2 separate regions of the Homo sapiens genome follow, and region 2 is linked to region 1. A link is a contact called in ENCODE Hi-C or POLR2A ChIA-PET data. All regions are on one chromosome and are shown on one strand. Each heading gives the region's core, a stretch centred on a gene start or an enhancer-like site at or near the end of the contact. The rest is flanking DNA. Distances are from core to core; before and after follow the strand shown. Region 1 holds the start of GRIFIN (galectin-related inter-fiber protein). Region 2 overlaps IQCE (IQ motif containing E).

Evidence for each region. A loop is a pair of places that touch in the nucleus more often than their neighbours do. ChIA-PET counts read pairs that join two places held with the same protein, here RNA polymerase II (POLR2A). Pooled maps may share reads with other maps.
Region 2: a map of adrenal gland shows a loop between it and region 1 (2.3-fold over the local background). The contact joins the enhancer-like site here to the promoter of GRIFIN in region 1. A Hi-C loop is called at or near these places in 20 of 168 maps with a recorded cell type or tissue (B cell, CD14-positive monocyte, CD4-positive, alpha-beta T cell and 16 more), 4 of 37 single-sample maps with no recorded cell type and 19 of 50 pooled maps. POLR2A ChIA-PET finds 5 or more read pairs at or near these places in 4 of 52 experiments (GM12878, WTC11, activated naive CD8-positive, alpha-beta T cell and 1 more).

What each region holds. Positions count from the first base shown.
Region 1 is chr7:2,475,010-2,477,721 of GRCh38, forward strand. GRIFIN (galectin-related inter-fiber protein) reads right to left here and starts at 1,389. Exons shown (of 5, transcript NM_001394787.1): 1 at 1,363-1,389; 2 at 911-990; 3 at 660-819; 4 at 132-298. The coding sequence starts at 1,374.
Region 2 is chr7:2,570,751-2,573,462 of GRCh38, forward strand. IQCE (IQ motif containing E) reads left to right here. Exons shown (of 22, transcript NM_152558.5): 4 at 776-904; 5 at 1,442-1,576; 6 at 2,668-2,712. Among named protein-coding and RNA genes, the nearest start is that of IQCE, 13 kb to the left of the region's middle. RefSeq lists an enhancer at 902-2,101. Within about 2 kb of position 1,346, at least 5 of the 41 ENCODE cell types and tissues checked have a DNase peak (open chromatin) inside an H3K27ac peak, as active enhancers do; they include adrenal gland, where a contact is called at or near this core.

The sequences.
Region 1 (2,712 bases), core at 139-2,638:
GGACGCCAGGCAGACAACCCCTCCCCAGGCGGAGGAGGGTCCCCGGATCAGGGTGAGAAGCAAAATCCCTGCTGGGGTGGGCAGTGTGGGGCAGGAATGGGCAGGGACCTGGGTAGAGGCAGGGACTTTACCCCCAGCTCAGGCCCCTCTTGGCCAGCTCCACCTGGGCCAGGCAGTGGTCACTCAGCACGCGCACCCTGGTGGTGGCGCCCAGCGGCCTCTGACGGCATGGGAACTGTAGCACCTTGTGCTCCGGGGCGTAGACGTGGAAGTGCTCCGCGTCCCAGCTGACCTCTATCTGGGCAGGCTGGGGCCAGTGACCTCAGTGCCAGCCCCCAGGGCCTGGGGTCTGGTCCCGCTTTTAACGGTGATGTGCCTGCCGGCCGTCTCCAGGAAGGACAGCCTGGCAGGCCCCGGGGGTCCCTTGGCTTGGAGCCCCCAGCCCAAAGTCCCCTCCTTTCTCCCAAGATGGGGTGGCTGGTAGCCAGGGTGGTGGGTACCTACTGCACACGTAGGGAAACTGAGGCCAGGGAGGCCACCCAGACCTTGCCCTGGCCCACTGACCTGTAAGCGTCCACCGTGAACCCGCTGCCCACTGGCCCCCTGTTCCCCCACGGGCCTTCCCTGCCTAGCCCAGGCCCCACCCAGGCCCCTGTCACCTCAAAGGGCTCCCCCGGGGCCAGCGGGAAGATGCTAGACACCTGCTCCGGGCCCCAGCGGCCGTACTGGAAGGCATTGCCCACCACAGTGGCGCTGGAGAACCGGGGCTTGATGTGGAAGGCAATGTCCCCCGTCTCCAACAAGAAGTTAGTCTCGAACCTGGGGCGGACATGGTGCGGGTCAAGAGCTGCAAAGAGCTGGGCCGGCCACCCAGCCCAAGGCCCAGCGAGGGGAGGGCGGTGCCGCTGACCTGTCCTCTCCAGAGTCAGCATGTCCCTGGACCAGCAGCTTCCAGCCGGGGGCCAGGCCGCCCGCACAGAAGGCTTTAGACTGAGTGGAAGAGACAGGGGGACCAGCCTCATGGGGCTGCAGCCTCCTCCCTCCCACCCCCACCCCCACCCTATCCCATCTGTCCAGGAAGGTCCCTGCCCACCCAGCCTGCCCCCAACCCAGTGCCAGACATAGGCTAAGGCTCTGTTCATCTGGTGTCTTTGTGACAGGGTGACCAGGGCTGGGGTGGGAGGGACACACCTGCCCAGCAGGCCAGCTCTGGGGGGACCTTCACCCTGACGCCCTCTCAGCCCTGAGATCTGATGAGAGGCCAGAGCCCATACCCCATCTCTGTGCAGAGAGAGCACGGGTGGCTCAGGGAGCCCCCAGCCCTGCACCGTTCTCCTTCTCCAGGTCCAGGGTCTCACCCACCTGCACTGCCATCTGCTCCCAGCCACTGTGGGAGGGCGCGGGGAGCCTGGGGTATAGATGGGGGGCTAGGGGTGGGAAGTGCCGGGGGGCTGGGGGTGGGGAGCGCCGGGGGAGGGCTGGGGGTGGGGAGCGCCGGGGTGGGGCTGGGGGTGGGGAGCGCCCGGAGTGGGGGGGCTGGGGGTGGGGAACGCCGGGCCCCACCCCCGGGTGACTTGGCAAGGTCTCTGGGCCCTTCCCAGCCCATATCTCCCTACCCCTCGGGCCTCTCCCTTCCAGCTGGTTCTCTGTGCAGGCGCAAGGGAGATGGGTCACCTGCCCCTGCTCCCCCAAGCCCTCTCCTGCCTGACTCTCACCCACTTCACTCCTTCAGGATCCAGGAAAGCAGCCACTCCTTTCTCACTGGGACGGCAAGGTCTAGGCAGGGACCCTGGCCCGGCTCTTCCTCCGGGATCACGGGCCCCTCCAGGGACTCGAACCCTCCCATCCGGCCAAGGGCAGGCTTAGGAGGGGAGGCTTGGCTGCCGACCCCTGCCCTGGCTTCCCAGGTCCCGTCTGACCACGTGGTGCTGCAGGGCCTGTCCCCCAGCCCACCCTGGCCCCCGCCGCCTGCCCCCACTGGCTCAGCCACCCCATGGGGCATACAGCAAGGATTAGGCCGGCGCTGGTCAGCGCATTCCAGGCTCTGGCAGGCGAGGGGAGGGCTTTTCCCACACCCAGGATGCTCCCCACCTCAGGCTGAGCATGGGGGGGACCAGCTGGGCCCTCAAGGAGGAAGGGAGGTGAGCAGAGAGAGTCTCAGGCTGTCGGGCAGCTTTGGGGCCTCCGAGGACGGGAACCGGCCCGAAGTGGACCTGGAGGGGGCACAGAGCCCTAGGGCTGCTGCAGGTGGGTGTGTGTGCAGCCATGTGCAGCCATGTGCAGTGCGTGTGCAGTGATCTCGTGGGTGGGTATCCTGGCTGCAGGCCGGACGATTGTGTGAGCCCATGAGTGTGCGAGGCATGGGGTGTGAGTTCCAGAGACTCTGGGTGACAGGGAGGTTTGCTGTGTCCCTGCCTGTGTGTCTGAAGAGGCCTGGCCCCCAGGATGCCCCCGCCAGGATTCTCCATTCTCACGTCTCCTGCCGCCCTGTCCCCGTGTTCGAGTGGGCCCTCCAGTCCCCCATCCGCAGGGGTCCCTTCCAGCCATTCTCTCCAAGCCCTGGCAGGGCTGACCTGGGTCCCGCCTGACCTCTCCATGGGTGCTGCCGCTGGGGCCTGTGCCCGGACGTCCTGGTAGGAGGGTGGGACTGCTGAGGCCGGGAGGGGCCTCAAGGTGGTCGTGACTGTCCGCCAGCCCCCTGGGTGGTGCAGA
Region 2 (2,712 bases), core at 96-2,595, 96 kb after region 1:
ATTTCCCTTACTTTCATACAAAATCAAGAATGCCCTGAAACAGTAAGATTTTTCTCATTTATTTTAGATATTTTACATATTAAGTTCTAAATATTGCTCTGTCACTATGTAGTGACATTAAAAATGTGACATGTTAAAAAGGCACAAAACGATGTGTTCACTGTGGCTGTGAGTGTGTAAGAACACGCACATCTCTCAAAATTGGGGGTGAGAAATTAAATGCTATAATAAATGTTGGTAGAATTCATATATTTCCCATTATATTCTTCCCATTCTTTTCTTTTCTTTTCTTAAGAAAAGCCTGTTACCCAGGCTGGAATGCAGTGGCATGATCATAGCTCACTGTAGCCTCGACCTCCTGGGCTCAAGAGATCCTCCTGCCTCAGCCCCCTTGAGTAGCTGGGACCACAGGTGTGAGCCACCACACCCAGCTAATTTTTAGATTTTTTATAGAGACAGGGTCTTGTTGTATTGCCCAGGCTGGTCTTGAATTCCTGGCCTCAAGCGATTCTCCTGCCTTAGCCTCCCAAGGTATTGGTATTATAGGCATGAGCCACCATGCCTGGCCTCATTATGCTATTTCTTTATAATAAAAGTTAAAGGAGAAATGTCAGTATATAGGTAAAGTAACTCTTTTTTCATTTTTGCCAGAATGTTTGACTAGAGTCACCACGCTCGTGGATTTTGTTTTCCTATTTCTGTCTTTCTGAAGTTCATGTGTTGAGCTCACATGTTGCTGTCCGGCACCTCTGAATCCACGTGTTGGCTTTTCCAGAGTCACCTTATCTCTCTAAGCCGAGAAAAGTGGCCTCCTGGAGGTCCCTCAGGACGGCAGGGAGCATGCCTCTGGGCGGCCGAGCGTCCCTGACCCCGCAGAAGCTGTGGCTGGGAACCGCAAAGCCAGGTATGTGGTTGTCGCACTGGAGACCCTTCCTGCTTGAGAGAAGAGTTCGAGAAATTTCAGGGAGTGGTTTGAGATGGAGTTTTTAATATTCCTTGTTTGAATTACATTGTCTTTAGTTTTCTCGAAGACATCAAATATACACATCGTAGTTTTATGTCATGCATAAATGTGGTTTCGCCAAGTGGCGCTTTAGCCTCCCTTGGTCCCGTGTGGTCTCTACATGGGAGTGGTGAGTTGTCTTGCCAGAGCCAACTGTTATAGTCTTAGGAGTTTGGTGGGCTGGTCAGTGTCATGCTGGCAACCTGATATTAGACATGGTAGAAATATGTATACCGTGGAAATAGGCAAACATTGTAATCAGGACTGTATTAATTGATATTTGGGAGCTGGTTGGTTAACCATTTACCAGCACGACACTGACGGCTGGCGTCTATCAGTGATTCAGCTTTCTTCAATCCAGGAAAGTTGATTAGAAACAAAACCTCCCATTGTGTGTGCTTGTATCTGTCATATTAAACCCATGCACATTCAAACCAGGAAGTCTGACCCAGGCCCTGAACTCACCCCTCACCTGGGAGCATGCGTGGACTGGCGTCCCCGGCGGCACTCCTGACTGTCTGACAGACACCTTCAGAGTGAAGAGGCCACATCTCAGGCGCTCTGCCAGCAACGGTGAGCATGCCGATGGTGGCGAGGCTGAGGCCAAGGAAGAGCAGAAAGGAAAGGACAGTCTCTGGGCTGGAGGCGTCCTTCGTCAGAGCAGGATTTCTGGCTTCGTGCATGAGCTCCGTCACTGGGAGGTTTTGGGAGGTCGTGGGAGCAGTGACTCACACAGTGACTCACAAAAACCCGCCTGCCCCAGAAGGTAGCTTTCCTCGTGGGTGCAGGGATATCTCGCCAGGTGTCATCTGTACCTCCCTCCCTAAACATAGAGGCGTACTTAAATTTATTCATTGAGTAAATGATATTAGGAACAAATACTAATAAATAAATAATGATAAAAAGTCCAAGTCGCACCAAAGAGAATCAGCTTGTTTCTGTGTTTATGTTCCTGCCTAGTCTCTTTTTTTTTAGAGACGGAATCTCGCTGTGTTGCCCAGGCTGGTCTCAAATTCCTGGACTCAAGTGATCCTCTCACCTTGGCCTCCCAGAATCCTGGGATTACAGGCATGAGCCACCGTGCCCGGCCTCTCTCTTTATCCACGTGTTTCCCACCTATCCTCCTTAAGGAAGAACAGCCTCCAGGGTGTATTGAAAACCTCCTCACTGTACTCCAGGAATTGATTACCTTCCTGCTTTTACTGGTTGGGAGTTATCTTTTAGGCTGAAATTTAGATGTTTAATATACTAGGTATCATTAAAACCAAAGTAAGCCTGACTGTTTTTACATTGGAATGGGTGTTGAGATGCTCTGTGCATTTTTTGTGTTTGGTATTTGTTTGTTTTGCTATTTAAATCTGAACATGTCCCTCCTCCTTCCGTGAGTCCCTTCTTTCATCCTTTTACTGTCATGAAACTTGGTCTTCACATGTTTATTTATTTACTTTTTGCTTCATCTCTCTCTATCTACCATTTTTGCTTTTCTTGCTACTTGGTGTGAAGTATCATGATCAGGCTGGAAAACATGGAATTATTTTGGCTTTTTTATTTTCTTCTTTTTTAAAAGGAAATGTTACTAACTTCCAGGTTTTCCTTAAAGTATAGCCAAGAATTCTTTCTACTTTGTAGATAGTCTTTGAAACGATTTGTTTATGTTTCTCTAGGTCATGTCCCTGGGACTCCTGTCTACAGAGAAAAAGAAGATATGT